Linked DNA regions of Homo sapiens: region 2 is linked to region 1. The links are chromatin loops, found by intact Hi-C in ENCODE. Cell type or tissue: HepG2. All regions are shown on one strand. Links, peaks and the distances in the headings refer to the core of each region. The heading gives the core; the rest is flanking DNA.

Evidence for each region. A loop is a pair of places that touch in the nucleus more often than their neighbours do. Peaks named below come from ENCODE experiments on the same cell type or tissue, not always from the same donor. Only the 100,000 strongest peaks of a DNase experiment are listed, where the experiment ranks them.
Region 2: a loop joins it to region 1, with 21 times the contacts of the local background. A loop is called at or near these places in 1 of 110 quality-filtered maps.

What each region holds. Positions count from the first base shown.
Region 1 is chr6:52,588,130-52,593,505 of GRCh38, forward strand. No RefSeq gene overlaps it. Among named protein-coding and RNA genes, the nearest start is that of TRAM2-AS1, 14 kb to the left of the region's middle. RefSeq lists an enhancer at 1,057-1,201 and a cis regulatory region at 1,124-1,135. In HepG2, for the core only: a CTCF peak has its summit at 2,380; DNase peaks (open chromatin) are centred at 1,162, 2,132, 2,392, 2,682 and 1 weaker place; H3K4me3 peaks cover 248 bases.
Region 2 is chr6:52,326,056-52,331,431 of GRCh38, forward strand. No RefSeq gene overlaps it. Among named protein-coding and RNA genes, the nearest start is that of PAQR8, 33 kb to the right of the region's middle. RefSeq lists enhancers at 1-291, 292-898. In HepG2, for the core only: no CTCF peak of the experiment used is centred there; DNase peaks (open chromatin) are centred at 616, 1,806, 2,376 and 2,795; H3K4me3 peaks cover 1,680 bases.

The DNA.
Region 1 (5,376 bases), core at 273-5,272:
ACAGTAAGAAGAGAAGAGAGGAAAGAGAGGGATATGAGCAGGGGGTAGGAGAGACAAAAAATAGATTGTATTTGCAGCACAATGCCTCTAGTAATAATATTACCATTATCTTGCCTGAACAGATGTGCAAGGACTCCCGTCTACTCATTATCCAACATGACAATGGAACACGTTTCTATCAGCCTCATCGGAAATCTTGGCAGATGCTGTCAGAAAGTGTGTGCTGTTCCTGAGATGTGATTTTTCAACAGTGTAGACTGTACTATTTGACTAGGGGTGGGAAAAAGAGGAGCGGGAGTTGATTGTGCTTTCTTTTGGTTTTGTTTTTAATTTTGAAATTCTTCTCTCCAAGGGGGCCTTGCCTTGGACTATGTCCAGCTTTGCTGAATAGCCATGTCTGCATGACCAGTGGACTGGGGCTGGCCAGCAATCCCAGGGCCACACCAAAGCCCAGTGCCGAGGGCCCATTTCTTTGAAATAGTTCCCTCATGGCTCTCACTTCCCCTTACTCCAACATTATTCGTACCTACCATGCCCCGCTATTCCACTTCTGCCCTGACCTCAGTGTCTTGCATTGAGACATTTGAAGAGTGTGGTTCAAGGAAAGAGCATGTTTGTTCCCAGCTGAACAAGGCTCAGGGAGACTAGCAGTGCCAGAGACAGGAGTGGGCAACATTTCTGTGTGAATTAAGCCATGCAGTGTGCAAGTTCCCCATGGCAAACACCACCTTTCCCTGGGAAGACAGCCAAGGCCTGGAGCCCCATGTAGGAAATCTCCTGTGAGAGGCCCTTCCTGAGCTCCACAGAAAATGATTCTTTTCATAGGCACTGAGTCCCCTTTTTTTCTAGCCATAAATGCCCACATCACAGTCCCCCTTCCTGGCCTTCTACACTCTGCTCCCGTGCCAAGTGCCCTCACCCAGGCCCCCTCATAGCTCATGCACCCCTTTCCCTTCCTTTCCACACTCAACTGGCCTCCCCAAGCCCTCAGAAAGCCTATTCCTTTCCCCTGCTGTGCTGTTGACTCTCCCTCCATCCTGCACTCTATGCCTCTCACTTGAAACTGCTCCATGCCGTGACCTAACATCTCCAGAGGCTCCTCTCGGGTTGAACAGACATGATTTGTTGACTTTGCCAGATTAGCAAAGGGAGCAAATTCCATAGATTCCTCTGCCCCTAAGTCTCAAAGTGCAGACCTTCATCTTGATAGCAGGAGCGAGGTGATGGAGGCAGCCTGGGATTGCATAAAACAGTAACAGCAATATGATGACTCTGTAGGGACAATTACTCCCTGGCAGGTCTAAGGGCTAAGCCTTAATCTTTCCAACAAGGCTCTGCAGTAGGTATTATTACTAGCCTCATTTTGTAGTCGAGAGAATGGAAGGCCGGGTGCTGTGGCTCATGCCTGTAATCCCAGCTCTTTGGGAGATGGGCAGATCACTTGAAGTCAGGAGTTCAAGACCAGCCTGGCCAACATGGTGAAATCCCGTCATTATTAAAAACACAAAAATTAGCCGGGTGTGGTGTAAACCCAGCTACTCCAAAGGTTGAGGCACAAGAATCGCTTGAACCTGGGAGGCAGACGTTGCAGTGAGCCAAGATTGCACCACTGCACTCCAGCCTGGGCAACAGAGCAAGACTCTGTCTCAAAAAACAAAACAAAACAAAAGGCCCGGCAAGGTGGCTCACGCCTGTAATTCTAGCACTTTGGGAGGCCAAGGTGGGTGGATCACCTGAGGTCAGTAGTTCAAGACCAGCCTGGCCAACATGGTGAAACCCCGTCTCTACCAAAAATACAAAAATCAGCCAGGCATGGTTGTGGGTGCCTGTAATCTCAGCTACTCGGGAGGCTGAGGCAGGAGAATCACTTGACCAACACTCTCGCCTTAACCTGGGAGGCAGAGGTTGCAGTGAGCTGAGATTGTGCCACTGCACTCCAGCCTAGGCAACAAGAATGAGACTCTGTCTCAAAAATAAATAAATAAATAAAAGGAAAAAGAAAGATGTTAAGTGACTTTTTCAAGGCCCTGAGTTTGCAAAAGACAGACCCCTAGCATGCCTGGGGAGGGGCTTTGTGCACTCATCCGGCTGCCTTTCCTGGCATGCCCTGGGGATGGCAGGAAACCTGGATCCCTGCCCAGCTCTGCTGTTTCTAGGTAGGTTACCTCAGGTCAGACACATTCATTTCCCAAGTTTCTGTTTTCTAATCAGAAAAACTGTGGGATTTGAGGTGATTTCTTAGGGCCTTTTCCATATGGTGATGCTGTCATTTTTTTTCCTAATGATAAAAGTATTCAGAAAGCTCTTCAAATTTTCTGGACTCAGGGTCAGTCCTAGGCAAAGAGAAGAAATAGGAGGCAACATTGATCTTTGGTGACACCTAAAGGCTCTGTGCAACCTTTTCCTCTGTCCAGAGTAAGCCTTTGGTGTAATCCCTGCTGCCTCTGGGGACCCCAGGGCAAAGTCTTGGGGAGGGCGCAAAGAGGGCTTGTCCATCACTTGAGGACGCAGAGGACGCATGTGCCCTGCACATCAGGATGAGTAAACCTGAGCTCCTTACTAAAATAAAGCTGTCTTTTGAGTGTGTCCTCACTTGTAACCGGGGTAAATGCACTGACCAGTGCTAGTCAAAGATGACCTCAACAACTGCTCCATTCCAACTGTCTTGGGCAAGAGGGGAGTGACTGTTTATGCTTTGATATGAGATGGAGTCATAAATACTGTTTCAGATGTTTCAGATGCCAGGGGAACATATGATCAGAGACACCAGCATCATACTGTCATGCCAGGAAACCTTCAGTGACTGCCTGCTAGAGGAAGTTCACATCCCTTAGCTTGGCTTCAAGGAACTCCAGGAGCAACACTCTCGCCTTCCCACCTTGGCCTCTGCCTTCCCTAGCTAGACACCCATGAGTATACATTCCCCCAATTCCCCGACCAATTTTGACTGAGCCAGCAGCACATCAAGGGTTAACCCTTACCATTTGTGAAAATTTTGTATCATCATATTTGGTTGATTCTAAGATGCACACTTTTTCTCATATTAACCTCTTACTCATTTAACATTGATGTTACAATCAATGACATGTCATTGTTTTGTGGCACTTTTTCTTTCTTAGTGGTTTGTAAAATAATGGTGCATCGTGACTGAAGGCCTCTTGGATTTGCTGAAATACTGGAAGTAGCATTCTCCAGATTTGAGCTCTAGCAGCTCTGCCAGAAGCCGGGAACCTGTGTGCCCATACTCTGAGTTTGTTTTCCCAGTTAGGACTGGGTCCTAGTGTAATGGGGTGATATCTGGGAACCTATATAGCTCCCTAGATATAACCAAGGGTGATATTCAAAGTGTTTAATGACCATACCAGGCCAGGTGCATTGGCTCATACCTGTAATCCCAACACTTTGAGAGGCTGAGGCGGGCAGAACATTGAGGTCATGAGTTTGAGACGAGCCTGGCCATTGTTGTGAAACCCTGTCTCTACTGAAAATACAAAAATTAGCCAGGCATTGTGGCAGGTGCCTGTATTCCCAGCTACTCAGGAGGCTGAAGCAGGAGACTCGCTTGAACCTGGGAGGCAGAGGTTGCTGTGAGCTGAAATTGTGCCACTGTACTCCAGCCTGGGTGATAGAGCAAGGCTCCGTCTCAAAAGAAAAAAAAAAAAAAAGAATTACCATACCAATTAGAAGAGAAGATGACTGAAAACAACTGGCTTGTGTATCCTGGAGCTTACCTGCTGAACCCCAGGCCTACTACCGTGCTCCTTACCTGTTTGTTCTCCACTCATCTCATTCCTTATTTTATGGATACTTGACAGCACACTCAGGGAACATGGCCTGTTGCCCATTCCCAGGAGACATTCCCTAATCAGGGTGAGCCAAGCATGGTTACCCCAGGCTACTTTAGGGGAGGGTATGTGTACTAGTTTTCTGTTGCTGTTGTAACAAATTACTACAACTTTAGCTCAAAACCACACACATTTATTTTCTTACAGTGATATAGGCCAGAAGTCTGGTTCATGTCTCACTGGGCTAAAATCAAGGTGTCCACAGGGCTGTGTTCCTTTCTGGAGGCTTGAGGGTAGAATCTGTTTCCTTGCTGTATCAGGTGTTGGCTGATTTTAGTTCCTTGCAGCTGCAGGACTGGGGTCCCTGTTTCCTTGCTATCTGTTATCTGGGGGTCTCTATTAGCTTCTAGCAGCCTCTCTTTTTTTTTTGTTTTTTGTGGTTTTTTTGTTTTTTTTTTAATGATTAAGTATAGAGTTTTTTTTAGGCTAAAGCTTGAGGATAGCCACCTGAGGGCATACATTCAAGTTGCCCTGAGTGCACATTCCTATTAGCAGTAGTTACAGGTGGCACTTGTTTGTTTTTATTGCTACATTATATTTATACATATTTAAGGGATCTCTCTCCTGTTCTTATACATCACCTCCTACATCTCATCCCCAAATACTTCCCACGCTGCCATCTCCCTTACTCCCCTGGGCTAATGTGATTAGATGGGGCGCACTGGTAATCCAGCATAGCCTCCCCATCTCAAGATTCATGCCCTTAATCATATCTGCAAAGTCCCTTTTGCCATGTAAGGTAACATAGTCACAGGTTCCAGGGGACTAGAATTTGAACATCTTTGACAGCATTATTCTGCCTATTACAGTATGTAAACCATCCTTGCCAATGAAATGTAGAGAGAAATCTGCTGAGGCTTGCAGGGAGGATTTTGCTCTCTGATTAAAAAGAGAGACATTAAGGAGGTCTGCTTTGATTGAGGTGATGTGAGCTTGGCAGCTATCTAATGACCATAAGGCCCTAACATCAAGAATAAAAGCAGACACACTGAGAACAGCAGTAAGAGTATCAAAGTGAAAAAGTAGAAAGAGCTTGGCCTTTTGATAACAATGTTTAGCCACCAAGCCAATCCTAAAGCACCTACTTCCAGACTTCTTGAGAGATACTTTGCTATCTTTATTGCTTAAGCCACTGTTAGTTAAATATTGTTACTTGTAGCTAAAATCATCCCAATAGTCTGTTACTTATAGCTAAATCATCCCAGATCATCCCAATATTCTGTTATTTGTAGTTAAGTCATCCCAGATAAAATTTAACACCTTTATTATTGGTCCATTTCAATAATACCTTGATTTACTGCTTGGTAATTAATTTGTCTGTCCTACCTATTAGTAGTATCTTGGTCCTACTATAGTACTCATACTACCCACCTCCTCCCTAAACTTTTGCCTATTTAACTAAGGTCCTGGCCTCCTGCCTAGTTTCTCCTGACACCCTCTTTAGGGGCTAGGCAAGGCCCCTATATTTCCAGTTATGGCTGGGGATTAGTCTTGGATGAACAGATCTCCCCAGCCCATGACACTGCCTATA
Region 2 (5,376 bases), core at 254-5,253, 260 kb before region 1:
GTAGCCTTTGATCCTTTGTTACTCGGAGTAGGGAGATGTAGTTTTTCCCGTTTGGTTTAGCCTTAGGAAGTTTGTGTTAATTGGCTTCAGGTTGCCTGCCTTCAGTCCCACTTGTTTTCCTTTTGATCCAGCTTTGGGAAGTCAGCATGAATTGGCCTTAGATTTCCTGCTCCCAGAACTTGGTGTTTTCTCTTTTAGGAAGTCAGCACAAATTGGCCTTAAGTTCGCTGTCTCTAGGCCCTATTCTCCTGCCTCAATCTCTTTCAGCTCTGCTGGTGCAGACTGACCAGGTCCTGCAGCTCCTGTAGTCCTTTTCCTCCTTTAGCTGCTGAGAATTTAATCTTTTTTCTTTGGAACCTTGTACTTTTGTGCTTCAGTGCCTAGCCTGATCTTCAACCTTGTCTGTTCTCCAGCTATAGATGAGAGTCTCCTTGTACTGACAAGAAAGCCCTCTGACTTTTATGTTTAGCTGATTTAATTGCTGGGTTAATCACCCTCAGCCTTTCCTTGTCTTTCTCCAGAACATCTTTTGCCCTCAGCAACAGTCATCTGATCCTACTGTCCTTATAATTGCTAATTTCCTCATGCTTCTCAAATACTGGTTCCATTGCCCCAGCCAGTGCATTCCCTTCCAAAGGTATGCCCTTCCAGAAAGTGTTAGCAATCATTCTGCTACTGTGTGCAAGGCTTTATCCATGCTCTACCAACCACCCGTGATGGGTCTGTCAACCAGAAAGTATCTGAGGCAGGGCTCCATCAATTTAGAAGTTTATTTTGCCAAGGTTAAGGACATGCCCAGAAGAAAGAAACACAGAATCACAGAAGTAATCTGTGGTCTGTGACTTTCTCTAAAGATGAATTTGAGGTCTTCAATATCCAAAGAGGGAAAGTGGGCTGGAGGGGAAAGAAGGAGGGTATGGTAGTCTACATGTTGCAAGGGAAAAGGAGTAGGTAGGGGGATAGTCAATGATGTATTCATATTGTGCTCAGTAAATCGGCACTTTATATAAGGTGAACATAGAATGGAGGTATTTAGCCTTTTATTTAAATATCTCCTGTGGAGATATTTAGCCTTGTATTTGTAGTTATTTGCTTAGGAACAAAAGGAAAGGCAGTTTCTTCCATAACTCAGCTTTCAGCTTAATGTTTTTTTCTTTTGGCATAGTGAATTGGGTCCCCAGATTTTCTTTTCCTTCTTTCCAGCCAGTTGGTGGGTGACCAGCTTCAGCGCCTGCTTTCTTGCACCACATGGGTCTCTGGAACTGGGATGACCCTGAAGAGTTGTCCCCATGTTGGGGACATTGACCAGTCATTGAATGGAGCCTGCCCTGGGAGGGGGAACGAACCTTGGATAAAGTTGCTATCTTCATAGGAGGATAACTACAAGAAAAAGGGCTTAGTGGCCGGGTGCAGTGGCTCACGCCTGTAATCCCAGCATTTTGGGAGGCTGAAGCAGGCGGATCATGAGGTCAGGAGCTCGAGACCAGCCTGGCCAACATAGTGAAGCCCCATTTCTACTAAAAAAAAAAAAAAAATACAAAAATTAGCCGGGCTGTAGCAGGACAAGCCACAGACAAAAGCCTTCAGACACCAAGTTAAAGAAGGAAGGGCTTTATTTGGCTGGGAGCTTCAGCAAGACTCACGTCTCCAACAACCAAGCTCCCCAAGTGAGCAATTCCTGTCCCTTTTAAGGGCTCACAACTCTAAGGGGATCCACGTGAGAGGGTCGTGATCGATTGAGCAAGCAGGGGGTACGTGAATGGGGGCTGCATGTTCTGGTAATTAGAACGGAACAGAACAGGACAAGGACTTTCAGTGCTTTTCTATACAATGTCTGTAATCTATAGATAACATAACCGATTAGGTCAGGGGTTGATCTTTAACTACAGGCCCAGGGTGTGGCGCCGGGCTGTCTGCCTGTGGATTTCATTTCTGCCTTTTAGTTTTTACTTCTTTCTTGGAGGCAGAAATTGGGCTTAAGACAATATGAGGGGTGGTCTCCTCCCTTAGGCATGGTGGCACACGCCTATAATCTCAGCTACTTAGGAGGCTGAGGCAGGAGAATCACTTGAACCCAGGAGGCAGAGGATGCAGTGAGCTGAGATCACATCACTGCACTCCAGCCTGGGCAAAAGAGCAAGACTCTGTCAAAAAAAAACAAAAACAAAAAACCCACCAATTGTTCAGGAAAAAATGGTAACACCTTTTGTGTTCCTTTGTTCGGAGACTTAGTAGCTTGTTCTGGGGAAGTTTCCCCACTTGATGACCCAGACCTCCCACCAAACAAATAAAAATCTGGGAGTGGCTTGGTTAATGAAACTACTGATAAGGGGTCAATTGGCCTCTTACCTTCCTTGTAAGCTACCCAACCCAGACCAAAAATAGGCTAGTGTGGGTGTGGACTCCAGGCTGTCCCACAGCAGAACAGGCAGGGAAGCTTGTGTAACCCCAACAAATAAATCAAGTACTGTGTGCTTCTGCTTTGAGGCCTGTTGCCATGTGGAACCCACGCTAATCAGACACACGAATCTACCTCCCAAGACCTTGAAAGATAATTTATGTCTTTAGGAAGCCTGGTGAAAAGGAAGTTTTATCACATTTAATAAAAAAAATTATACTTTAAAAAATCCTACTTGGACAGCTCATTTCTGAGTTCCCTCCATCCAAGCTGCTGCTCTCTACATCTGTCTTATCTACTGCTGGCAAACCCTAAAAGCCCCTTTCATCTACCTTCTGAATGTATTCTTTTCCTTTACAAGTATATACGCAGAAAATTTTTGTAAGTTAAATTTGTCTTTCTCTGCACTTTTCAATTCTCCCTCCCTCATAGTAAACATCACACAAAGGGCAAACACAGACTCCTTAATAGAGTGGAGTGTGGGGGGAGGGTGAAGTTTGATCCTGTCACACTTGGATTGGTAAATATATTTTTAATGCTATATTTGACTGTGGCACACTTCACCAGGTGAGAACCCAATAATAAATTAAAATGTTTGAATTGTCCCTTCTTTGCAGCTGCCATCTCATTCTTATGATCACCCACCCCATTCTCGGTCTACTCATTGCCTATTAAAGTGTTTCCATGGTGCTTTGTCTGCAATAGACCTGGCTGCTTTCCACTCTTCCTTTCTTTTCTTTTTTCTTTTCTCTTTTTTTTTTTTTGAGACAGAGTTTCGCTCTGTTGCCCAGGCTAGAGTGCAGTGGCGCTATCTCGGCTCACGGCAACCTCTGCCTCCTGGGTTCAAGTGATTCTTCTGCCTCAGCCTCCCAAGTAGCTGGGCATACAGGCATGTGCCACCATGCCTGGCTAATTTTGTATTTTTAGTAGAGATGGGGTTTCTCCGTGTTGGTCAGGCTGGTCGTGAACTCCTGACCTCAGGTGATCTACCTGCCTCGGCCTCCCATAGTGCTGGCATTACAGGTGTGAGCCACCGCACCAGGCCCCACTCCTCCTTTCAAAGAAGCCTTGCTGACCTGCCCTATAAAGGAGAACACATGAATGTGAGGTGCAGGCTTACACAAATACATAAATATAATTTTGCATATCATTTCAGGGAGTTCATGGACCACTGGATAAGCTCCAGTTAAAGACCACTTATTTAGTCTTCTTGCCTAACAAGCTCTCAGTTCCTGAAATTCTGATGCCAAGATTTTATTTATTTTTATTTTTTGAGACAGAATCTCGCTCTGTCTCCCAGGCTGGAGTGCGATGGCGCGATCTCAGCTCACTGCAACCTCCGCCTCCCAGGTTCAAGTGATCCTCCCGCCTCAGCCTCCCAAATAGCTGGGATTACAAGCGTGCACCACCACTCCTGGCTAATTTTTGTATTTTTTAGTAGAGACAGGATTTCACCATGTTGGCCAGGCTGGTCTCAAACTCCTGACCTCAGTGATCCGCCCACTTTGGCCTCCCAAAGTGCTAGGATAACAGGCCTGAGTGACTGTACCTGATCTTTGATGCCAAATTTTAGCTAACCTAATACACACTTAGATGCCTGCAATAAGATGCAAAATCATTTTTTTTTCTGTATTGGCAAGTGAATAGTCTTTATAAATTGCATAAAGCATGTGTAGATTGTGTACTAGAGAAGCCAACATTTTTATTCATTCATTTGTTCATTTGTTGATTACTCATTCATTTTACAAATATTTGTTTAGGCATTACTATTTTGGAGTAATACATTTATGTAAAATCAACCTCCAACTTTAAAAATCAGACCAGTTAATGGGAAGAACCAATATGTAAATAGACAGTTAACAATAGTGTGCTATGGCTGAGGGTGCTGAGGGAGCCTTGGAGAAAGTGAAGGGTGAGGGGAGGGTGGCGTGGAGAGGGCACCTAATTCAGCCTGGGAGTTGGGTATGGGCTGAGAGTGATTTCAGGCGGAGCTTCTGGGAGAAGGTGACACATAAACTGTATCTTGGGGGAGTTCTTAGAGTTCTCAGAAGGCAAGAGTGGGAGAAAGATAATCTCTCTAGATGGATCAATACTTTCAAAGAGCCAGAGTCAGAAAAGAGCATGGTGCATTGGAAAACTTGTCATTGGTTTGCTTCGGCTGGAATGGAGTGTGGATATGGAGACATGGCAGGAGCTGGAGCAAGGGCCACTTCACACAGGGTGTGAAATGCTAGTTGGAGGAACTTACTCTTTATCTCAATGGGGTGTGGAGCCTCTGAAAGCTATTTAGCAAGGCATGATGTAATCAGATTTGCATGCAGAATGGCAAGGTACAGTGGTAATCACACCCATACATGGGGATTGTTTCTATATACGTTGTATTTAAAACTGGAAAATAATAAAGAATTAAAATTGTGAATGACTTGCTTTACATAAATTAAAATAGGTACCAGGCTATGCCTTTAATAACAGCACTCTCAGCTACCTGTTTTTTGCTTTTTTTTTTTTTGAGACGGAGTTTCGCCCTTGTTGCCCAGGCTGGAGTGCAATGGTGTGATCTCAGCTCACCACAACCTCTGCCTCCCGGGTTCAAGAGATTCTCCTGCCTCAGCCTCCTGAGTAGCTGGGATTACAGGCATGTGCCACCATGCCCGGCTAATTTTTTGTATTTTTAGTAGAGACGGGGTTTCTCCATGTTGGTCAGGCTGATCTCAAACTCCCCACCTCACGTGATCCACCTGCCTCGGCCTCCCAAAATGCTGGGATTACAGGCATGAGCCACCATGCCCGTCCTGCTACTTGCTTTTAAATATTATTTTGAATGGTGTTAATGCCAGAGCTGAGGAAATAGCACATATAACTCACATTCCAGCTTGTCTTTGTCCTAGCTCTTAGAGAAGAACGCTATATAACCTCTAATACCAATGGAGATTTAAGTATTGTAGTGCTTCTTTATAACTTTATATTTATTTCCAATT